3 separate regions of the Mus musculus genome follow, and all the other regions are linked to region 2. Evidence: chromatin loops called from intact Hi-C (ENCODE). Cell type or tissue: heart. All regions are shown on one strand.

Evidence for each region. Peaks named below come from ENCODE experiments on the same cell type or tissue, not always from the same donor. Only the 100,000 strongest peaks of a DNase experiment are listed, where the experiment ranks them.
Region 1: a loop joins it to region 2, with 12 times the contacts of the local background. A loop is called at or near these places in 29 of 42 quality-filtered maps.
Region 3: it touches region 2 in a loop (5-fold over the local background); 21 of 42 quality-filtered maps call a loop at or near these places.

Annotation. Positions count from the first base shown.
Region 1 is chr1:120,088,785-120,096,784 of GRCm38, reverse strand. Gm41937 (a long non-coding RNA gene) reads left to right here and starts at 7,991. Exons shown (of 3, transcript XR_001779373.2): 1 at 7,991-8,000. Gm41938 (a long non-coding RNA gene) reads right to left here and starts at 6,603. Exons shown (of 3, transcript XR_878466.1): 1 at 6,448-6,603. In heart, CTCF peaks have their summits at 2,839 (motif pointing left) and 3,040 (motif pointing right); DNase peaks (open chromatin) are centred at 3,084 and 5,434; H3K27ac peaks cover 255 bases.
Region 2 is chr1:120,028,373-120,036,372 of GRCm38, reverse strand. Sctr (secretin receptor) reads right to left here. Exons shown (of 14, transcript NM_001012322.2): 4 at 4,702-4,809; 5 at 1-38. Among named protein-coding and RNA genes, the nearest start is that of Gm33764, 4.1 kb to the right of the region's middle. In heart, a CTCF peak has its summit at 3,182 (motif pointing left); a DNase peak (open chromatin) is centred at 3,112; H3K27ac peaks cover 457 bases; H3K27me3 peaks cover 634 bases.
Region 3 is chr1:120,150,713-120,158,712 of GRCm38, reverse strand. It overlaps 3110009E18Rik (RIKEN cDNA 3110009E18 gene), which reads right to left. Exons shown (of 6, transcript NM_028439.2): 2 at 7,966-8,000. Among named protein-coding and RNA genes, the nearest start is that of 3110009E18Rik, 34 kb to the right of the region's middle. In heart, CTCF peaks have their summits at 3,175 (motif pointing right) and 4,304 (motif pointing left); no DNase peak of the experiment used is centred here.

The DNA of each region.
Region 1 (8,000 bases), 60 kb before region 2:
GCAAGAGAGAGAAAAAGAACAAGAACAAGAAAGCAAGAAAAAGAACAAGAACAAGAAAGCAAGAGAGAGCAAGAAAGCAAGAAAAAGAACAAGAACAAGAAAGCAAGAGAAAGAATGGCAAAATCCCGTCCCTTTTAAGGAGAATTATCCTCTGCCTAGGACGTATTACTCCCTGATTGGCTGCAGCCCATCGGCCCAGTTGTCATCACGAGAAAGGCAGAACACATGGCGGGAAAACTGCCCCTGCACGTGTGCAGATTATGTTTACTACTTAGAACACAGCTGTCAGCGCCATCTTATAATGGCAAATGTGAGGGCGGCTTCCTACACAGCTTAACCTCCTTTTTGCCTTCCTCAGTTCTGTCCCTTTCAAAAGACACACACTCCTGACTCAAGGACCCCAACATAATGGTGTGGCTCAGTTAGTAGAATGCTTGTCTATCATTCACAAAGCCCCAGGTTCAGTCTCTAACACTATAAACCAGTGGTTCTTGTGACCCTTTTGGGATCGAGAGACTCTTTCATGGGGGTCACCTAAGACCATTCTGAATATCAGATATTTATATTATGGTTCATAAAGTAGAGAATTACAGTTATGAAGTAACAACAAAATAATCTTACGGTTGGGGGTCACCACAACATGAGAAACTGTAATAGAGGGTCACAGCATTAGGAAGGTTGAGAACCACAGATATGCCCAAGTGTGATGGTATACACATGCAATCCCAGTACTCGGGAAACGAAGGCAGGGAGCTAAAAAAATAAAAAATAAAATAAAACAAAGCAAGATCTTCCTCAACTACACAGTGAATTTGAGGTCATGACCCCATCAAACGATGAAAGTTATGTTGAAACGGGTTGACTATACCTTATTATCAAACATTACATCTAAGCATCTAGCACACCATGGAGTGTCTGTAATTATAATAATGATTATGTAGTTGGTTGGGTGGTTAAGTGTCCAGCTTTAAGAATGGAGATCATATTTCCCTACCACCTCTCCTCCACCTTCATCAGACCCCTGAACCATACAGACAGGAGAAGTTGTCCTCTGAGAGGCTCTACCCAGCAACTGACTCAGACAGATACAGACACCCACAGCCAAACAGTGGATGGAGCTTGGGGACTCTTATGGAAGATTAAGAGGAATAATTGTGGCCCCCTAAGGGGACAGGAACACCACAGGAAGACCAACAGAGTCAACTAATCTGGACCCTTGGGGCTCTCAGACGGAACCACCAACCAAAGAACACACATGGGTTGGGCTTAGGACCATAGGACATATGAGCAGAAGCGTGGGATATGTTCTAGCTGGGCTGCCTTGTCTGGCCTCAGTGGGAGAGGAAGCCAGTGTGGGAGGATACCCAAGGGGGAGGGGGTCCACCCACTCATAGAAGGGAAGATGGGATGGGGGAAGGGCTGTGGGAGGGGTGACTGGGAAGGGGGCAGTGGGCGGACGTAAAGTAAATAAGTAAAAAAAATTGAATTAAGTTTTTAAAAAATGAAGATTATCTTATATAGTCAGATAATGATCAAATGTCAAAGGTGGAAGTGTGGGTTCTACTGGATAATTATGTAAAACTTATGCTAATCTGAGAATTAGCACATAGACACACCCTCGCATGCTGCCTGTGGCTGCTCTGGCACCGGGGCAACAGAGATAAGTAGAACAGAGATCTAAGAGGGAGCTTGGGGGGTGAGGATGTGGCTTAGCTGGCTGTGTGCTAGCCTAGCATGCATGAAGTCCTGGGTTCCTCCCTTAGCACCACACAAACTGGAATATGGTGCCATACGACACCTATACTCTCAGCACTAGGGAAGTAGAGGCAGGAGGATCAGATGTCTTAAAACAAAAAAAGAGAATCAGGGTTAGAGTGTAGTTTGCACATATCTGTTGCATACCGTCCTGGGTTCCATCATCAGTACCGAGAAAAGAAAGAAAGGAAGGGAAACTTGGCAGACTAAGAACCAACCATCACTGCATAGTGAAGTATAAAGAGAATGCACTTAGGGGCCAGCAAGGTGGCTCAGTGGATAAAGGGACCTGCTGCTAAACCTGACTCACCCGAAGCAATCCCTCAGATCCACAGGGCAGAAGGGGAGAACTGACTCGGCAAACTGTTCTCTGACCCCATGTGTGCACCCCCACATTCACACACAAGGAATAGATATGGGATTGAACCTATAATTTAAAGGATGATACACGTACAGTCTGCTCACCATAGCATGTAAGGAGACTCGTGGAGGGAGTCAGGTAGGGGTAGGAATGAGGCCAAAAGCAAGCCCCCGGCATCTCAGGGCCATTACGTCGTGGGAGAGCTAACCACCGTTAGGCTGGTTGTGGAGAGGGGTGGGCTGCACTAAACAGGTTGCCTGCTTGTGTCTGGCCACCCAGCTGGACCTCAGGGAGGTTTGAAAATCCCTGCTGAGAAGAGGCTGGGAGAGGTCTCACAGAGCGCCGAGATCCAAGATGGTGGCGTACAGAGCTGCCTGGGGAGCCAACCTAGTCTGATGAAGAGGCTCAGGAGGGCTCTGAGAAGAAGCAGCTGCAGCGATGCAGAGCCAGGGCTGAGAGCTGCGAACAGGACTGTGGACAAGGACAGGAATGAGGTAAGCCCCGGGCATCATCCTGTGTTCCTGTCCCTCTAAAGGAGAGGTGCGGGGAGAAGAGCTCTAAAAAGAGATCTTGACTCTGGAAAGACTAGGTATTTATAGAAATGTTTCTTAGGGCTGGTGAGATGGCTCAGTGGGTAAGAGCACCTGACTGCTCTTCCGAAGGTCCAGAGTTCAAATCCCAGCAACCACATGGTGGCTCACAACCATCCGTAACGAGATCTGGCGCCCTCTTCTGGAGTGACTGAAGACAGCTACAGTGTACTTACATATAATAAATAAATAAATCTTTAAAAAAAAAAAAAAAAAAAAAAAAAAAAAAAGAAATGTTTCTTAAACCAAAAGATACCAGAGTGCCACTACTGGTCTAGTCTTTGGTACCTACTCTGAGCAAGCCCGAGGCCAGCCAACCAGCAAGGCCCTCGCTGCACTTTGGACTCTTGACCACTAGAGGGCGAGCGTTGGCCTTGGTTACCCAGTTGCTGAATCCTATTTCAGCTTCTCCAGCAGCGCCTCCTGGTAGACTTAATGCAGCACTTCAGGGGCTTGTTTCCCAAATGTAACTCTATAAATTGATCTAATTTGTGAACCACGCATGTCCAACCCCACCCAAGGGTTCCCTATCCCTACGCGTGTGCGCAGGAAAGCCAAAGGGTGTCATTCCTTATACATTACACAGAGCAGAGATGACCTCTGAACTTCCAAAGTCTGAGGTTTTTGTCCCAGTTATGAAGGGTTGAACATTTAGTGTTTGTCCATTGTTGTGTCAAATGGTTTCACTTCATGGTAACCAAATACCAAGGAAAACAAACGGGGAAGACTTTACTTGGTTTTATGGTATCAGAGGTCTCAGTACATCATGGCAGAGAGGGGGTGGAAGAATACAACAGTTCACAATATGGCAGACAGACGGCAGGGGGGAAAAACGGAATAAAGGAAAGAGTCAGAGCAAGATATAGTCCCCAAAGTCATGTTTTAGTGACTTATATCCTCCAATAAGACCCCACTCCCTGTCTCACCACTAACTAATAATGCCACGATACTATGACCCTATCAGGGTATCGGCCCATTGCAGGTTATCTGGGTCAAACATGGACTTCAGAGCAGATTAGCACTTTCTGTTCTATACCAGAGATTGTCAGTGTGACCCAAACCCACAGGTTCAGCTTCACCTGGGAACTTGGTCAAAGGCATGCTCTGTAGTCTCAGCTCAGACCTTTGAAACCCAACACAGTGGGACTGGGTCTGGTGATGTGGGAGTTTTGTTCTTTGTTTTTAAGATATACTTTTATTTTTAATCACATTTATTTGCATAAGGGTTTGTACACATGTCCAAGTGACCATGGAGGTGAGAGGTGTTGGATCCTCTGGAAGCAGAGGTACTCATGAGTGTGAGCTGTCTGATGTGGGTGCTGGGAACTGAACTCAGCTCCTCCACAAGAGCGGTAAACTCTCAAAATCCCTGAGCCATCTCTCCTAGCTTCTGGTCTGGGTCTGAATGGCTCTCCTAGAGGTTTTGATGTACACTCAAGTTTGGAGACCTGTAGTGAGAATATTGGGATTTGGGTTTAAAAAGCACAGAAATATTGTAATTGAGTGTTTTCGTTTTAATCCCAGGTGTGGGCTATGGGGCTGCTTCAGATCGTTCACAGCAGGTGATTATGATTTGCCTCATGCTCCAGCAGGGGTGTGATTTTTGCCAGCTGCAGATTCTGCGATTGTGTGACATTTGGAATTCTGGGGTCTTTTCAGGGGGTATATAAACGCTAGGGCTCGGAGAGGCGAGGTGGACCGTTGTTGGTGGCAGTTTGTTAAGTTCATGTTCAAGAAAGAAGAAATCAGATGTCCTGACAGTGAAGATCAAACTTGCCCCAAGGAATTCAACGTCCCTAACCAGCAGGAAGTAGTCTAAGGATGCCACCCCCTTTCCTTTCTTTCCTTTTTTTCTCTCCTATCTAGTGTTGGGGGCTGAAAGGAAGGAAGAACCTACCTAGAAAGAAGCAAACACTGGCTACAAAGACCCACGCTCCACTTTCTGTCCTCTTTGGCCCTGTCTCACAGTGGCCGTCAACAGTAACCAGCATGGGGGCATAGCTCCGTGCTGCCGCTCCCAGCAGTCCTGGGAGTCACCGGAACCTTGTAAAGACCTCTGCTCACACAAAGCCAGGTCCTTGGCTTTGGTGCAGAAAAGGATTTCAGAATAAGCAAGTATAAACCTGAGCTAAAATGTATTAAAACTAGAACCACAGAGACAGGTTAGTAGGGAGGACCTGTGTTGGGATCTCTGGCACCTACATAAAAATACGTGACAACCAGCCTGGCCAATCAGCAGACTCCAGTTTCAGTGAGAGTCCCTGTCTCAAAGAATCAAGATGGAAACATAATTAAGGAAGATATCTGTTATCAACATTTGGCCTCCATATTCAGGTGTCCACATGGGCCGCACAAATGTGCATGTGCACACAAACATACACAAATACACACATGAGAGACAGGAAAAAAGAAAACGCAAGCACAGTGGGAGGGGCTGAGGCACTCCAGGAGCATGGGCGTAGATGTCTCTGAGCCACAGTGAAGTACCTTAGTGGTGACAGGATACAGGATTTTGGAAACTTTTAGAATTCCATTGCTTATTGGATTCTAAGGGACCCTCTTGTACTCTGTCTCTATTCCCTTGATAACTGAGATACAGGGTGGCTCCAAAGGTAACAGGGTAAGCCAGGAGTCACAGGGCTGCACACAGGACTTAGCTACTATATATAGGAGTGTCCTGGAACAGTGCAGCTTCCCAGCTGGGAAGGGAACAAGCCTGAAGCGAATGACGATTGCGTTGGACTCTTTCTCAGCGGGCGGGGCTTCAACCAGGCTCCTCAGGAGGGAGGCCTCCTGTCTTTCCCACATCTGTCCCATAACTTGGCTTGGCTTTCTCTCCTCATAACCATGCCATGGGGTGGTGGGGGTGGGGTGGGGAGCTGAGTGTGTGGCACCTGTAACTCCCAGGCCTATGGGGCAGAGAAAGAGAGGGTAGGAGTGATAAGACAGTGGCAGGACCCATGTGTTTGGAACTGAGACAGAACCCGTGAACGGGGACAAAGGTCTTTGGTTTATGGCCTCTCGATCTATATGCCACTCTACACAGGGCCTCAGGGATTTTCCACTTAGTATATGAAAGAGGGACCCAGAGACTAAACCTGAAGGCAGTTGAGGTATATTCCTTTCTTCTTTACAGGTATTTTTATGCTCTTCACTCATGCATTCATTTATTCATTCACTCACTCACTTCCTTTGGTCCTTCTGTGGAACCCTTGCTGAACACTGCTGTGTACCAGCCTCTCAGTCCAGGGCTAGGACACAGGATTAACAGTGGGATTCAGCTGCTTACAGTGCAGCCTCCCCCATCCCTCTAGGCATCTGCTAAACTCCTTCATGGAGGGGTCCCCAGTCTTCAGCTACAAAGGATCAAGGCTACAGTAAGACAGTAAGAAGCATGGTCCTGTGTTGTCAGCTCAAGGTGCGTGGAGAGGGAGGAGCAGCTGATAGGCCTTCCGGTACAAGGACAAGGCTAGCCATGGAAGGGGCCACCAGACCAGACTCAGAGTCTGAGAGTCCAGCCCAACAGCTCTCAGGGAGTAGATACTGTGTTCTGCATCAGTAGAAGTGGGGGAAAGGGAAGGAGCGAGATGGACCACTTAGTTCCTAGAGTCTGACAGAATGTGGCCACCCTGGTGAAGAGCCAGAGCCATCTGTCCTCTGTGTGATGGCTACTATGCATCATGTTTTAAAACCCAATTTATTAAACCTAGGGAGGTCACAACTCCATATGGGGTCACTTACCTGAATGTGGCAGTAACAAAAGGTGCAGCTCTAAAATGTTTCTGAACATACCAAAAATTCATTCAAAATCAGATATATACCAGATCCATGGTGTTCTAGCCTCACTTTTCACTTTGTGACTTCACTATAGCCTTGGTTCTGACACATGTATACATGCATGCATCTACACACACACACACACACACACACACCCCACATCTCTCTCTCTCTCACACACACACACACACACACACCCCACATCTCTCTCTCTCTCACACACACACACACACACACACACACACCCCACATACCACACACACACACACGAAAAGATTAACCTCAGATGGTGTGCAGGAAAACAGTTCATCACTGGGTTAATCTCTGGAATCTAAAAGACATTTTTTGTTTCGGGGGAATTCTTAAGTATTTGTCCCTAGTCCTTCACTTCCCCCCAAAAGCCAGGTTTAAAAATGGAATTTTACAGCCATCCCCAAAATACAGGAATTTTTAGGCCTTGATATTGGTACTGGGTGTGGAACCCAGGGCCTCACAGATCTTCTCAACCAGCTGGCTCTCTCAGTTGGCTTGTCTGTCTCTGTGCCTTCCCTGGAGGAGAGTCAAATCACTGTCCTTTGTCCCCTTCTATATGGGGACATCCTACAGGGCCCACTGTTACCTCAGACAGGAGCTGTGGCAAGATGGTACACCCCTACCATGTGACCTTCAGGAAGTCGCTTAGCCTGATGGCTTTTCAACCTTAAGCAGGGAGCCAGGACTGTGGGTGAAATGACAGTCTGTCTCTGTGCAGGTGAATAAGGGGACTGAGCTGTGGCCCTGAGGACAAACAAGCATGTGAAAGGAGTAACCGAAGATCCTGTGCAGAAACATAAATGGAAGGGAACTCTAGGGGGTGATGTGACCTCTGTGGGCCAGGTCAGACCCCCAGGAAGGCAGGCTCAAGGCGGGGGAGGAGGGGGAGGGGGAGGGGGAGGAGAGGGAAGAGAATGGGCTTTGTCTTGCCCAGAAGCCCCGCCTCCTAGTGCAGTCTCTTCAGGCCACCACTTGGTTCAGCTGGGTCTCTCTCCCGCCTTTCTCATTCAGAAAGGTATAAATAAGGGCTCCATTTTCTTCTGTTCACTCCCCACCCCCCCACCCCCCCACCCCCCACCCCTGGTACCGGCCATAGCCTCCAGATGTTTTTAAACTCCCTGGTCCTTTGGGCTTCCCTACTCTTCCCAAAGTTTCCTCACTGTGTGGCTGCCTGCAGCATGTGGAGACCTCTATGCTGGCTTACCATCTCCCTTCTCTGGGAAGCTGTGGCATGAAGCTTACTCATCCCGTGGTTTTCCTTAAGCTCTACCAAATTTCCCTGGAGCTTCTGGGTAGGTCTGTCCTTAATTTTGATTTCATTAGTGAGACCAAGCCTAAGGGGGAACCTCGGTTTCCCTTGGGTCATAGGGCGGCTCCACCAGGACCCCCAAGATTCTGCTAACACTTCTCATGTGCCATTTGGTTCCTTAATCCACCAGCAAATAGGAGCTGATCCAGCACCCCTAGACAGCGTCACAAAGGCT
Region 2 (8,000 bases):
TGACCAGCCATCCTTTGTGCAGTTCCGGAACAGAGACCCTGAGGGTGACAAGGGTGCAGCAGATGAATAGTGGAATCATTACAGGAAACCTCTGGCAACATGTAAATATGGACATCATTCTACAGGTGGGCAAGTTGAGGCATGCAGTGGCCCTATAACATGTTCACATCATAGCTGAGTAAATGGAGGAAGAGGGTTGGACCTGCAGGACTCTTCACGTTTTGTATGAATGCCCTTTCTTACCCCGACCCCAGTTCTGCTGGCATGATAGGTGGGTCCTGGAGCATCTGGGTGGATGCAGAGGACTTGACTTCTGAGGATGGACCCCTAGGCTGTAAAGATGCTCTCCCCTCCTCTCTCTCTCTCTCTCTCTCTCTCTCTCTCTCTCTCTCTCTCTCTCTCTGTGTGTGTGTGTGTGTGTGTGTGTGTGTGTGTGTGTGCCTTTGGAGACAGAGTCAGTCTCATCCTGGCTTGGAACTTGCCAACTAGACTGAGCCAGCTGGTTCGTGAGTCTCAGGGATGCACCTGCCTCTGCCTCCCTGGTTCTGGCATTACACGTACATTTTATGTCCAGCCTGGCTACCAGACTCAGGTCTTTGTGCTTGACCACTGTGTCTTGCTCATCTCACCAGACGGAAACCAGCAGAGGCCACTGGGATAAATAAAGTCTATGAGGCGGCTGTCCCTTGTGAGAAGAATTGGGTTATTATTCCTTTAGCCACAATGTTGTCACTGCCTGTTGGGAGCAACTGTGTTTGCCCCCTCCCCCCACCCATGCCTGGCACGAGGTTGCAGGTTAACTCCTCGGACCGCATGAGTAATGGGTTTCTGGAACCAAAAGTGTGGCCCAGAGTTGTTGGGCATCAACACTGGCTTGCTGTTCAGGCAGAGTAATAAATGAGGTTGACAGACATGAGCTCTTCTCATAGAGAACAGGGTTGAGTTCCCCACTATATGGGGTATGCTAGGTGGGGAGGATTTTCCATGGTGGGCATGCATGTGTGTGCTTGTGTATGTGTGCATATATGGTTCAGGGAATCTTACCAGGACCACTGGCATGCTAGGTACACATTTAACATTTACCTGTTGAGAATTGGTTCTAATACCTTGTCTTATTTTGGCTTCCAAAAGTTGCTCTTCCAGACCTGAGGGTCCCTGCCCCTATCGGAGTATAAAGTCTTAGCATTGAAGGGAGGGGTGAGAGAGCTTTGGAATGAAGTCAGGGAAGGAGGCTGTGGGGCAGGAAAGAATGATGGCCAAATGTGGGCTGACTGGATAGAAAGACACAGCTCCAGAACAAAAGGCCATCAGCACAGGCCGAGATGGTGGCTCTCTATGGGTCCAGCACAGCACAGCTGCCTGCCTGTCTAGGGTCCTCAGGGACCCAGTAGCATTCCAAAGATATCTGACTATGACTCAGTTGGTTCCTGAACCTTTGACAAAGCTAGGATGATGCAGCAAGAATGGGCTCTCTCTGTACCCTCAACTCTACTCACTTCCTCTGAGACTCATTCCTAAAGGGACAGGGATCCCTTCAGAAGAGCCCAGAAGCTGACATTTGCAGGCCTGTGTATGCATGCATGTGCATTTCAGGGAAGAACCTGTCCAAAACTGTCATTTGCTTCTTGAGACCCTGGGATCCTTCCTAAAAGGCTGGACCAGCACCTGATCCCATCCAGAAACTTGTGTATGGGGTGTGTGTTCGTGTGTGTGTGTGTGTGTGGTGTGTGTGTGTGTGTGTGTGTGTGTGTGTGTGTATGTGTGTAGAGGGAAAGAGAGATTGGGGATTGAACCTAGGGCCTGGGATATGCTAAGAAAGAGCTCTCTCAATAAAATATATCTCTAACCCTTTTTAACTATGTGTGTATATACACACACTCCTGTGTGTATGTGTGTGTATGTGCGCAGGTGTGTATATATATGGGGTGTGTGTGTGTGTGTATGTGTGTGCGCAGGTGTGTATATGTATGTGTGTGTGTGTGTGTATGTATGTGTATATATGTGTGTGTGCGCGTGTGTGTGTGTGTGTGTGTGTGCGCGCGTGTGTGTATATGTGTGTGTGTGTGTGTGTGCGTATGTGTGTGTGTGCATGTGTGTGTGCAGGTGTGTGTATGTATGTGTGTGTGCATGTGTGTGTATGTATGTGTGTGCGTGTGTATGTATGTGTGTGTGTGTGTGCAGGTGTGTGTGTGTGTATGTGGTGTGTGGTATGTGTGTGTGTATGTGAGTATCTATGCAGGGAGGACAAAGGTTGACATAAAGTGTCTTCCTTGACCTCTTCGCCTTATTTTTGTTTTTATTTTTACTTTTATTTTTGTGAGGCTCTCACTGAACCTGGAGCTCGCCTACCATGCTAATCTGACTGGCCAGCAAACTCTAGATCTCCAAGTGTCTGCCTCACCCACTGGTGCTGGGATTCCAGGCATGGACCTCTGCCTGGCTTTCACAAGGGTGGTGGGGATCAAGCTCAGACCCTCATGTTTGCAGTAAGCACTTTCCCCGCAGAGCTGTCTCCCAGCCCCTTCTTTTACATTCTGTTTTGAGACATAGTCTCTAAGTTGTCCCTTACACTTGGGAGTCTTCCTGCTTCAGCCTTCGAGGAGGCTGGGTTCACAGGACTGTGGTATCAAGGCCCACTAAATACAATTTAAACAAGGAACACTGGAAATACCAGTGCTGTTCAAAGAATCAAAGGAATGTCTCCTTGAAGGAACATTCTAGGCCTGGAATGAGAACTATCTGGGACAGAAAGCAGCCTGCAGTTTTTCTAATCATCCAAATGGCCGTCTGGACCAGTATGGAGACTGCTGTGGGGAAAGGCTACTTAGGAGTTAACTCTAGAACACATTTGTCTCCTTCCAAAGGAAGTTGTCTTTAACAGTGGCTGGTGTCCACTTCCCCACAGAAGCACTCCGTGGGGTTGGGAACACACTGTGGGGAAGCTTTCTCACTGGAAAGGCAAAAGGCAAAAGTCCAAGCAGCTCTGAGGCAGCACTATGCAAGAGAAAAGTTCTTGGTCACTAGCGGACCCAGACAGGCCTTGACCCACGCTCTTGGGCAAGCCGACACCCTGAGGGCAGGTATGGCCCAGTGAGTGTAAGATCCTCCCACCAGCCCTGGAGCCAGGCCAACTCCTAGAAGGCAGGGCCTCAGTGTCAGCCCGTGTCCCCACACTGACACCTTGTGGCAGGTAGATGAAGCAGCAGCAGCAGCAGAAAACTGCTTTGTGGGGGATTTGGCTGTGAATTGCCAACAGTTAAGAGGTGGGTGGAGTTCAAGCAGTTAACCAGGCAGGCATTTGGTCACCTTTGTGGCCAGGTACTGGCTCTTCCTGGGTAGGTGTGGGGCTCTAAGAAGGCTTTTTGGAGGGAGTGCCTGGTACAGATGAGAGGCGTACATCCTTTTCAACAGGAAGCTGCCTGGCCATGGCGGTACCTGGACGTTAGGTCAGTACATTGCTCCAAGTCATGGCTGCGTGAATGGCCTGAGTCCTGAGCTTCACAGACTCAAGTACCTGACATGGAGGGGTCCTGCCAGGAGGATAGACCCTCAGTAGAATTGAAGGCGTAAGCATCTCAGGGGAAGGGGGCGATGATGGAGAGGTGGGAGCGGGGAGGGAGAAGGAACAAAGGAAAATGTTTTAAATTTACTTCCAGGGCAGGGGAGAGGCCAGGTGAGGAGAGCTTGCTGTGCAAACACAGGTCCCCAAGTTCAGATCCCCAGCACCCATGTGAAGCTGGGCACGGCAGCACGGCACAAGATGCAGATGTACCCAGGTCAGGCATCCCTTCAGGAGTCAGGGCACCCAGGGAGCTGCTGTTTACCAGCAAGGCCCAGAATAACAGGCACAAAAATGTTCTAGAGACAGGCATAGTAGGGGTATCTGAAGCAAGGTGACTGGTTGCTAAGGGAACAAAAATATTGCAAGAAGGGAGAGGGTTCCTAAATTGGGGTTATGAGGCACATCTTAGCCAATGCCAAGTCCTCTTCCTCCTCTTTTTCCTCCTCTTCCTCTCTCCCTCCTCCCCTCTTCCCCCTCCCCTTCCTCCTCTCCTCGTCCCCTTCTCCTTCCCTCCTCCCCTTTTCCCTCCTCCTCATTCCCTTCCCATCCACCCTTTCCTCACTCTTCTTTCCCCTCTTCCTCCTCTTCTTCCTCCTCTTCCCCTTCCTCTTCCTTTCCCTCCCCTTCCTCCTCCTCTTCTTCCTTCTCTTCCTCCTCTTCCTCCTTCTCCCCTCCTCTTTTTCCTCCTCCCCCTCCACTTCCCCCTTCCCCCTCCTTCCTCTCTTCCTCCCCTCCTCCTCTTTTTTCCCCACCCTCCTCTTTTTCTTCCTCCTTTTTATTACCCTTTTTCTCTTGGATGCCCGAATGGTGGTGAGAGAACAGCTTGTAGGAGTCAATTCTCTTCTTCCACTACATAAGTAGGAAGGATCAAGCTCAGATCAACAGGCTTAGCAGCAAGCACCTTTAACACGCTGAGCCGACACAACGGCCCCAGTCTTCTTCCTACTTCCCTAAAGCCTTTGTCTCCTGTTTCCTTCCTTGGGACCCTGAGCTCTCACACTCTTGTGCAAGGATTCTAGTCTCCCAAGATTTCCCCTTATCATTTCCCACACTGCTCTCCTCACAGCTTCCTGGTACCCAAGTCCTCATCTGAGAACCAAAACAACCTCCGGTTGGGGTGCTTCACGCTGAGTGGTTACCATTTCTGCCAGAGAACATCCTCAGGAACTTCGGACATGGCACTTCCACTGTCTGTGCCAGTGCCGAGGAGGGCCAGCAGCTCATGTTGTCCCAAAACCTCTCACAGCCTGCAGAGAAGATTGGGGTGGAGTAGACCACGGGCCAAGGCCACCCACCATCCTTTAACCCCAGTTCCCATTATACACTGACACCTTGAACTCCACCTTTCCAGGGCTGGGACATGGATGGAAAGCAGGGTCTTGCACACACTGGGCAAGTGTTCTGCCTCTGAGACTCTGAGATATTTCTCCAGCTCTTGCCCCACCCCCCATAATTCCCAAAATCTTTCCCAATAGCACCGTCAACCAGAGGCAAGTGATTAACACGCGAGCCTATGGGGAATGTATTCAACTCATAACACCAGGGCTAAGGCTGTGCACGCTCAGCTTGAAGAGCGCCTGCCTAGCGTACCCAAGAGCCCTGGGTTTGGTCTCCAGCACCACATAAGCTTATAATCCCAGTAAGGAGGAAGCAGGAGGGTCAGAAGTTCAAGGTCATCCTTAGCTACACAGCAGACTGGAAGCCAGCCTGGGCTACACAAAACTCTGTCTCAAGAAACAAAAACAATGCCATCCAAGCAATGTTTCCTAGAACCACTCTTTTAGACTCCCACCATCTTCATCCTGGGCCATAGCTTGCCCTTGCCCTGTTCCTCAGCCTACTTCTGAACTTCTCCCAGGCCTGCTCGGGCAAAACACACCACATCTGACTCACCTTCTCTCCTCCCCAGACCTCTGTACCCTCTGCTAACCCAATTCATCCTGGCCAGACCCAACCCTTGCTCTCTCTCTCTCTCTCTCTCTCTCTCTCTCTCTCTCTCTCTCTCTCTCTCTCCACACACACACACACACACACACACACCTCCTTGCCTCTTCACAATGGCCCTGAGCCTGCCTGGCATCAACCAATGCCTTGGGACAGGTCAGGTGGTTGGAAACTATAATCAGGCACCAGATGGTGAGCTAGGCAGGCACATTCTGCCTCTATGTTTCCTGACTGGGTCAACTCAGTAAGCCACACCACCTCACTCTTCTTCACGGCTTCTGCTTCATTGAAAGTGGGGCTGAATCGGATGCCTGGGTTCCTTCCACAAACACCAGACCAGAGGGCCCTAATAAAGACATGGAACCGAGAAGCCATCAGGGATGTCAAAAAGCATCTGTGGGCAGAGGGGACTGGTGTGAACACCAGGGTGCCAGCCGGTCCATCCACCATTCACTGGCCTCATACTGAGTACCCCCACTATGCCTGGCCCACAGGAGGCTCAAGGGCTTCAGCTGTAGACCGTCAGATAGGCTTCTGCTCTTGAGGATCCTCTGCCTGGTGGACAATAGTGTTCCTTTTGGAAGTTAGGTCAATGACCGCCTCTGTCTGTGTGTGTGTGTGTGCTGAGAACAGGGACACTCTGGACACTCAGCTCAGGGAGAGGCGAGTTCTCAAAGCATCTCTGGGGAGTTTATAAAAATACAGGTTTTTGGGTCTGACCTCCCAATGGCTGAATTAGAAAACTGTAGGCCAAAGCCCAGAGCACTGTATATTGGACATACTTCCCATTGCTTCTGATGGGAAGTACAGGGCAGAGCCTCTGTGGTGGGTCAGGTTACCATGGAGATTGTACTGAGAAGGGATAGGAATGCCATGAGGACACCTCACTTGTTTGTACTGATGCTTCACCATTGCCTCCCACTGTTTTTCTGTCTCCAAGTTTCATGTATCCCAAAATAACCTTGAACTCGCTATCTGTCTCAGACAGGCCTTGAACTCCTGATCCTTCTACCTCCACCTCCTGAATCCTGAGAATACAGATTGTCTTAGGTCATTTCCATTGCTATGATATAATAATATTCTAACCAAGAGTAAGGGGAGGAATGACTTATTTTTTTATATTTCTAGGTTAAATGACTGTGGCAAGAACTGGAAGCATTTAGTTAAGTTATGGCCACATCAAGAGCAGGGGAGAAATGATTGCATGCTTGCTTCCTTTCTTGCTTGTTCTCAGCTCAGTTTCTCCACTTTTATACAGCTTGGGACCCCTGCCTAGGGAATGGTGCTACCCACAGTGAGTTACCTCTTCCCACATCTATTAACTCAATTAGGACAATCCCCAACAGACATGCCCACAGGCCAACCAATGTAGACACTCCTTCATTGAGACTCTCTTCTCAGGCAGCATTAGGTTGACTCAAGTTAATGATTAAAGCTAATCATAACAATCATCATTTATGAGTGGCTGGGGATGGAACCCAGGGATTTATGCCTATTAGGCTATCAACTGAGCCACATCCCAGACCGGGTTGTGATATGAATAGAAATGTCCCCTACTGGCTCCTGTACTAATCAGTTAGTTCCCCAGCTGGTGGCACAGTTCTAGGAGGCTCAGAAAGTTTTTTGAGGGGAGCTTGTTGGAGGGAGAAAGTCACTAGGGTCCAGTCTGTGAGTGTTTGCACAGTATTCAGTCTCTCTCTTCTGCTCTACCTCCTGCCTCCCATGAGACGAGCAGCATCCTTCTGAACGTATTCTTACCACCACGGCATTCTGCCTCAGCACAGGCCTAAAGTCAGTAGGGCTGAGGACAAGAGATTGAACTCTTGGGAACTGTGAGAAAAATAATTTCCTCCTCTCTTAGGTTGTTTATGTCAGAGCAACAAGAAAACCATCCAATATAGATGGGGTTCCAGGAGCCAGCAAAAGCATCTGCGAAATGAAGGACTGGATAGATGCTGATCCTTTGAGGAGTCCAGGAGATGAGCAGTGCTTGGATGCATCTCAATCTTCACCCAGGATCTCACAGGGAGCCTGGGGCAGAAAGCTCTATGCATTTCTGTCTTGGAGCAGCTATGGAGTTCCTGTCTGCCCCACCATCCCAGAGGCTGCCAGTCTTTCTCTAGGCACCCATGGGTGTTCTCTCCAGGTCTGAGAAGGGTCTTCCCAGTGTCCCTGGGTGTGACAATGTCCACTGTTAATTTGATGGGATGTAGAACCACTTAGGAGGTAAACTTCTGAACGTGTCTGGGTTTTCTAGACCGAGTTAACTAGGGTGGGAGGAGCCACTCTGAGTGTGAGCAGCACCGGTCCATGGGCTGGGTTGAAAGGAAACGGGGAGAGAGCGAGCTGAGCACAGACATCCATCTCTCCTCTGCTGACTGTGGCTCCTGTGGAGTAGCTGACTCCTGGTGCTGTGCCTGCCACGATGGACTGCGGACTGCTCCCTCAAACTGTGAGCCCAAACCAACCCCGCCCTTTCTTAAACTGATCTTGT
Region 3 (8,000 bases), 120 kb before region 2:
CCCTCCCATCCACCAGCCAGTCCTCAGAGCTGCCAGAAGCATTTGAAGACAGAGTAACCATCATGGCCAAGAGGAGCCTTAGGACAACTATGGATCTACAGGAAGGCAGGCCAGCTGCTATACATGCCTGCCACACAACTGGATGACCTGAGTTTGATCCCTAGAACTCACGGATAATCTGAAGAAAAGAAATGATTCCATAAATTTGCCCTCTGACCCCACACAGGCCTGCCTCTCCCTTCCCCCCCCCCCCACACACATGCGCGCGAGAGAGGAAACTGGGGGCTATTAAATGCAAAGAAATATGTAAAGATAAAAATGAAATACTAGGGCCTATAGAGATGGTTCAGTCAGCAAAGTCCTTGCCATATACGTATGAGCACCCAAGTTCAATATCCAGCATCCCTGTAAAAGAAGGAGGGTGAGCCAGCACAGGGGAAGAGCCAGGGGGATCCCTGGGGTACTGGTGAGCTAGCCTAGCCTGGCCACTGAGCTCTAAGCCAACCAAGGAGAAAGCCTATCTCAAACAAACAAAGCAAAAAGAGGGTAGAGAGCTGGAGGGCTGGCTCAGTGTGGTTAAGTACACACACTGCTCTTGCAGAGGACCAAGCTTCAGTTCTCAGCACCTGCATTAGGTGGTTTGTAACTGCCTGTAATCCCAGTTGCAGAGATCCAACACCCTCCGGTCTCCATGGGCAACTGCTGCACAAAATGGACATAAACACACGTACATATAATAAAACAAGACCAAGGTGGCTATCCAAGGGCGACCTCTGACTGCCACATGCCCATATACATACATGAACACATACCATCTTGGACATGCACACACATACCAAATACAGGAAAAGGAAAAAACTTAGGATAGTGAGGTTGCAGCGCCCCCTCAGGCTGCCTCACAAAGCAGCATCACCAGGAGTAATAGGATGTGAAGTAACTCAGAACTCAAAAGCTGGACAAGCCATTCATCACAAAGAATGACCTAGCACTCACAAGTAGGATTTGATATCTTAAAAATACCAAATGCTTCCAAATCAAAGAACATGTAAAATCTCACCTCATCGATACGATATTTTCTGCACTCTTGATTCTATTACAGAAAACTGGTCATTTATAGAAGGAAATGTATCATGGTATTTCTATAATAAAAATATATGATTAAGTGCATAGGAGGCTGAGGCAGGACCACCAGGTTGTGGTCTGAATATATGTGAACACTTGGTCCCCAGCTGGCTATAAGACCTTTAGGAGGTGGGGCTGCTAGAGAAAGCGGGCCACTAGGAGTAGACCTCAACAGCAAGCACTCATGTGCTGAGCCATCTCATTGGCCTGACCTTCCGAGTCAGGTCCCTCCCTCATTAGTCTGGAACCCATGAGGCAGGCTATGCTGGCTGGCCAGAGAGCCCCAGGAATCCTCCATCCTCTGCCTCCTCCACCCTGAGATTACAAATGTACACTACCATGTCCGGCTTCTTCGCCTGAGTGCTGGGGGCTGATCTCAGATTGTCAGCTTGCACACCAAGTCCCTTAGCAACTGAACCATCGTTGCTACTAAATTCCAGCCCCGTATTCTTAATTTCTTTGTTCTTCCTTTCTTCACTTTTATAATGGGGTTACTACCAATCCTGCTCAAATGGAGGCTAAAAGGGAGAGAGGAGACAATCTGGCCAAGATTCTTAACCCAGCCCCTGACCTACAGGTGAGGCTAGCCCGTGTTATTACTATCCCAAAATTCTTCAATATCAAACTAGATGACCCTTTGTATGAATTGGTGGAGCCAGATAATTGCATTTATGAATTTTATGTGCTCATGTGCATGCCAACCTGCTTGTGCTCACACATGCAAATGTGTGTACCACAGTGTATACAAATAAGTTGCAAATATGTGGCCCCACCAGCCAGAGTTCTTCAGAACCTTAAACCAGATGACAGTTTTGGACACAGAGCCCACAATTCAAAAGAGTCCATACCCTAAAGCTCTCTTGTTTTTCAATTGTCTGTTTGTTTTTGACACCAAGTCTCTGTGACACAAACTCCCTAAGTAGCTGAGGATGACCTTGAACTCCTGATTCTCCTGCCCCGACCTCCTGAGTGCTGGGATTACAGATGTGCACCACCTCCTGAGTGCTGGCATTACAGATGTGCACCATGCCCCACCTCCTGAGTGCTGGCATTACAGATATGCACCACCTCCTGAGTGCTGGCATTACAGATGTGCACCACCTCCTGAGTGCTGGCATTACAGATGTGCACGATCCTGCTCAACTCAAACAGTGTTTAAGATGGACCCCAGGACTCGGCACATGGGTCAGCACTCTACCAGCTGAGTAACATCCTCAACACCCCCAAAGTTGACTTTCATAGCTACACTTGCCCCACATACCCAATAGAAACAGGCAGTAGTGGAAGGCCAAGCAGGCAGGCCTGAGCATGCAGCTCTTACAGGCACCACTGTTCTACAGAGGACAGCGGTGACCAATGGTTACTGTGAATGAATCATTCTGTGGTAAATGGGAAGCAAAGAACAGTATGGTCGGGGAAATCACAACTTCCTGTGCCACCAGAGCAACTTGATTCACATCTTGTTCCTAAGGACTTTAAGAGGCACCCATTCTGCCATACCAAGAATATCACGGCCCTTGCTGCATTGATACCAAGAAATACTATGACCCTCTAACGTGAACATTTGAAAACACAGGCTGGTGAGATGGCTTAGCAGCAGGTAAAAGCACCCGCCACTGAGCCTGACACGAGTGCTTAATTTCTAGGACCCACGTGGTAGAAGAGAAGAACTGACTTCACACACACACACACACACACACACACACAGAGAGAGAGAGAGAGAGAGAGAGAAAGAGAAAGAGAGAGAGAATAAATAAAATGCTATAAAATATTAAGATAACTTGAAAATACCTCTGTAGAAATCTGTTTGTAGTTCAAAATCCTAATACACTTTTGTAATGACTTTACAAAAGCAGGCCACTCTATAACTGGCACCAGGGGTGACCAGAATATGCCACCCCAATATATGTCTACCTTGCACAAAGATTATTTAGAAATAAAAGCTCTAGTGCTCTGGACCCTCCCTGTTCGACTAAAACAAAGCCTCTTGCCCCTACCCCACAAGACCACAGAACAACCTTGAAGACTGCTGTGCCACCAATCAACCTGCAGGGGGCATCAGAGTGAGCCACATTGCAAAGCTTCAGCAACCAGACCTCTGCTTCCCTTGTTCAAAAGCTTCCAGGCCTTAGGTAAGGGTCTGAAGACCCCTTCCTTGTCTGGGAGCTTCTCTGAGAAGTTTTCACACCCTAGGTATCCAATATATATGGCATGCACTTAGCAATAAACTGCTGGTTTTTCTCTTGTTCACCTGCCCTTTCATCTGAGAACTTACAAGGCTGGAACTGGGGAGATGGCTTGGTGAGTAAAGCACTTGCTTGCCCTTGCCATGTAAGTGTGAATCCCCAGTGCCCACATGAAGCCTGGCATGGCTCTGCACGGCTGTAATCCCAGAGCTACAAGCAGGTGAGAGGCAGAGACAAGAAAATAACTGGGAGCTCACAGGACAGTTACAGAGCAGGAAACACAAGACACCCTGTCTCAAACGAGATGAAACTGGCATGGGGTTGTCCTCTGACCGCCACATGTGCTCTGTGATACATGACTGTGTGTGTGTGTGTGTGTGTGTGTGTGTGGCATGTGCTCGTATGTGTGTACACACATCATACCTACACAGATTGTTTTTAAGACCTTAAAAGGAAGGAAAAGTTACTCTTAGTATCAAATATCAAAATACCCCTAATAATTAAGAACACAGCAAGAAATAGTCAGTCTGTGACGATGCACACCTTTAATCCCAGCACTTGAGAAGCAAAAGCAGGAGGATCTCTGAGTCTCAGGCCAGCCTGGTCTACAGAGTGAGTTCCAGAACAGCCAGAGCAACACAGAGAAACCCTGTCTCTAAAAACAAACAAACAAACAAACAAACAAACAAAGAAGATGGCAACAGAATTTTGTATTTTGTGTAAGCCAGAAGTTACTTTATGAATGATCATGGTCTTTAAAATGTTTTAAATAACCAAACAAGCAAAGGAAACCAGTTGCCAAACCAAGCCCATTTATTTACCACTAAAAAAGAGAGCCCTGGGAATTAAGGAGGAGAAACTGGAGCAAGGTAACAATTTACTCACAGCTGGAGAAATGGCTAGGCAGTTAAGAACACATGATGGCCTTGCAGCTCCCAGGACCTGAATGGCAGCTCACAACTGTCCACCACCCCAATTCCAGAGAATTGGTGCCCTCTTCTGGCCTGTACTATCACTACATGCATGTGGTAAAAATACAGACATACAGTAAAATAAATAAATCTTTTAAAAACTATTTATTTGGGGCTAGAGAGATGGCTCAATGGTTAAGAGCACTGACTGCTCTTCCAGAGGTCCTGAGTTCAATTCCCAGCAACCACATGGTGGCTCACAACCATCTGTAATGGGATCAGATGCTCTCTTCTGGTGCATCTGAAGACAGCTACAGTGTACTCCTGTACATAAAATAAAATAATTCCTTAAAAAAAAACTATTTACTCTCAATAAATAGACCCCTTTGAGTTCTGAAAAAAACAAAACAAAACAAAAAAAAACCAAAAAACTATTTACTCAAGATGTCCATACAACCAGGATGATAGCAGGCTGACATCTTAGAAAAAGACATCAACTTTTTAGATGGCATTTTATTGAGGTATTGTGTATCAGTGTAGATGAATGTGCCATAGCACACTTTCAGTGGCCAGAGCACAGCCTGTGGGAGTTGGCTCCCTCCCTGTACCACATGGCTCCTCAGGTCAAACAGAGGCCTCAGGCTTGCTGTCAAGTGCTTTTCTATGCTAAGCTATCTCCCTGGCCTGAAAAATACACCTTAACCCAATGTAAGCCAGGCAAGGGCAAAGAAGGGCTGAGGTAAGCAAGGCATGGGTGACCAGACACTCCTGTGCCCCTTTCCCATGGAATGAAATGGACCGGGTTGTGAAATCTGCAGTCAGTACACGTGTAACCATAACATCATGGTCTTCATTGCAACAGATATGTCATCTATAGAACAGATATGTCATCTAAAGAACAGAATATGTCATGCTCAAGAAGGCCTAATCAAGTTAAAAAAAAAGAGTAGAGAAAAATCATAATCATTTTAGTAACTTTTAAAAATTGTTTATGTGTATGTGTGTGCACCTCCTTGGCTGTGTAAACACAACGTGCCTGCAGTACCCACAGAGGCCAAAACAGAGCCTCCATCTCCTGGCACTGTAGTCGCTCTGTTCCAATGTGGGGGAAAAGAAACCCAGGTCCTCACAAGAGCAGCAAGCACCCTTAACCACTGAGCCGCTATCCAGCTCCTTAAGCAACTTCATGTTTTGTGTTAGGTTCATTTTTCCACCATCCTGGGGCACACGTGGCCCGCAGGCCACAGGTTAGATACAGCCGCTTGAAACCTGGAAAATCCCTAGCCACTCTGACCTTAACATCATTTGGCTTTGAAGAGAGAAGAAAGATTGGGTAAGTTTCCTGCAAGCCATTACCTCCCAAGTACACATGAGTGACTGACATGTCTACACAATCTGACCCAAAGTCAGGGAGGCAAAGGGACATAGACAACATGAGTGGAGATCTGTCACCTTGTTTGAGTCACCCAACAGACACCTACACAGACCCAAGAGAAAGGTGAGAGCTTCAAACAAAAGTGGCTTCCAAGTCCCTAAAAAGTAACCTTGGTGATCTTCGTCACTATGACACACTCAGCTTGCACATGCACGTGCACATACACACACAAACACAAACTAGAGCACATACACAAATGCACACACACACACACACACAGTTGAAGATGACTTCGTGGTTAAAACCCTTGCCACGTAAGTATGAGTACCAGAGTACGATCCCAAGAATCCAGTGAGTGGGCACAGAGGCTGCTTATAATTCCATCCTCAGAAGGCAGAGACGGGGGGTCCCTAGAGGCAGTTGGCTAACAAAATCAGCCATGTCAGTGAGTTCACACATGCACACACGTACACATAGCATGCATGCACGCACAAAAATGGAAAAAATAAGTAAATAAACAGTAAACATATATATAACATCACTAGGCTTCCAATTCATGGAACTATATATTAAAAACTGTGCTGTGTACTCTATATCGATTTACTTGACTTAAAAGAGTAAAAGCATATGCAGGATGCTGTATCAGATGCCTTGGGATGCTTCAGTAATGAAGAGCAATAAGGCCCTCTCAGTATGAGGGCCGTACGTTCGGGATGATAAACTAGCACCACCAGATTTTCATTCCTGGGCCAGGGAGATGCTCAGCTGGTAAAAGTGCCTGCTGTCCAGCCTGATGACCTGAGTTTGATCCCTGGGGGAGAACTGGATCCTGCCAGTTATTCTTATTTCTACATGCACTCTGTGACATAAGCACCCCTACACACACATACACACACACACACACACACACACACACACACACACACCATGTATACACACACACACACTAAATATATATGGAAAATGCAAAGAATGTCCCATCTCTGAGACCACAGAGATCAGAGCCCTCCTGATTTCTTCAGCTCCCTGCTCCCACAGCCACACGCCCTGCCAAGACTCCCAAGGGCTAGTAAGAAGAGAGTGTCACTCCCTTGCCATTCAGTCTCCAAAGATACAGACTTGCTGCAGGTAAATGTGTGTGTGTACATGTTTATGTACGCACATGTGTGCGGAGACCAGAGGTCAGTGGTGATGCCTTCCTCCATCTCTCGCCACTTTACCTTTAAGACAGGCTCTCCCACTGAGCCTGGAGCTCAGCAACTCTGCCACACAGGTTAAGGAGCAGAAGCACTACATCCCGAGTGTGTGTATTCTGACATGAGTGAGGCCTGGCAACGACTCTAAGACCGATTAGACAGCAGTAAGCTGGCAAAGCCATTACCCATTTGGGCCAGGCTCAAGAGGGATGGCAGAGCCTGGGCATCTGAGTATGGGTATAGATGGTTAATCAGTATGTGCAAAGACTAGCAACTATACTTTCCTCCTCCCAGAAGCTTGTAGCCTGGAACTGCTCGCCTACAGAGAGCTGCTGTCCTGCACCGCCGTACCATGCTGAAGTGCCAGACGGCTGAGGTAACAGTCAGAGAAGCTCACCTGATCCCAGCTTCATTGTCTGTGTGTCTGTGAGTCTGTGAGTCTGTGAGTCTGTGTGTCTACCCTTTTCTCTTGCTACCCCTAAATAGGGTTCTGGGACCCAAGCTATGTCAGATGTAGTAGACAGACTAGACAGTGAGCCCCAGGGATGCTCCATCTCCATCCCCCCCTCAGCCTTCCAGCCATCCCCCAGGCCCCCCAGAGAGATTAGAGGTACACACCTCCATTCCTGTATTACATGGGTTCTGGGGCATCAAACATGTGTCCCCCTCATGCATGTGTGGCAAGCACTTGCCAGTCGCCTCTTCTGCCCTGGACCTTTGTTTGTTTGAAGTTAAACACAATGGAAATAAACCTCTGGGTGTGTGTGTTCACAGTACTCACTAACAACTGGGGCAGCTGATGACAGGACAAAGGCCAGCTCAGGACATGGGCCAGCCTAGCCTCTGCTAGCACCAGCTTACAAAATGCTTCTGGCTTTGGTGGTTTTTCTTAGCTGGTTTTGCTTTGTTTTGTTTTGTTTTGTTTTTGAAGCATAAATATTTCTATGTGCCAAGAATGGCATAAAATTGACTATACATCCTAGGCTGGCCTAAAACTTGCTAAATAGCCCAAGCTAGTGATCATCCTGGCTCTGTGTCCTGAGTGGTGGCAATCTAGGTGGACACTACTAAGCCCAGCCTAACTTTGTGCTTTTCAAAGATTATTATTAACATCATAGTCAGATGTTTTCATTGCCAAGACATAAATGAAACAAAGAAGCTCTAATTTCCCATACCTTGCTTTAGAAATATTATAAATTCCTTTACAGTT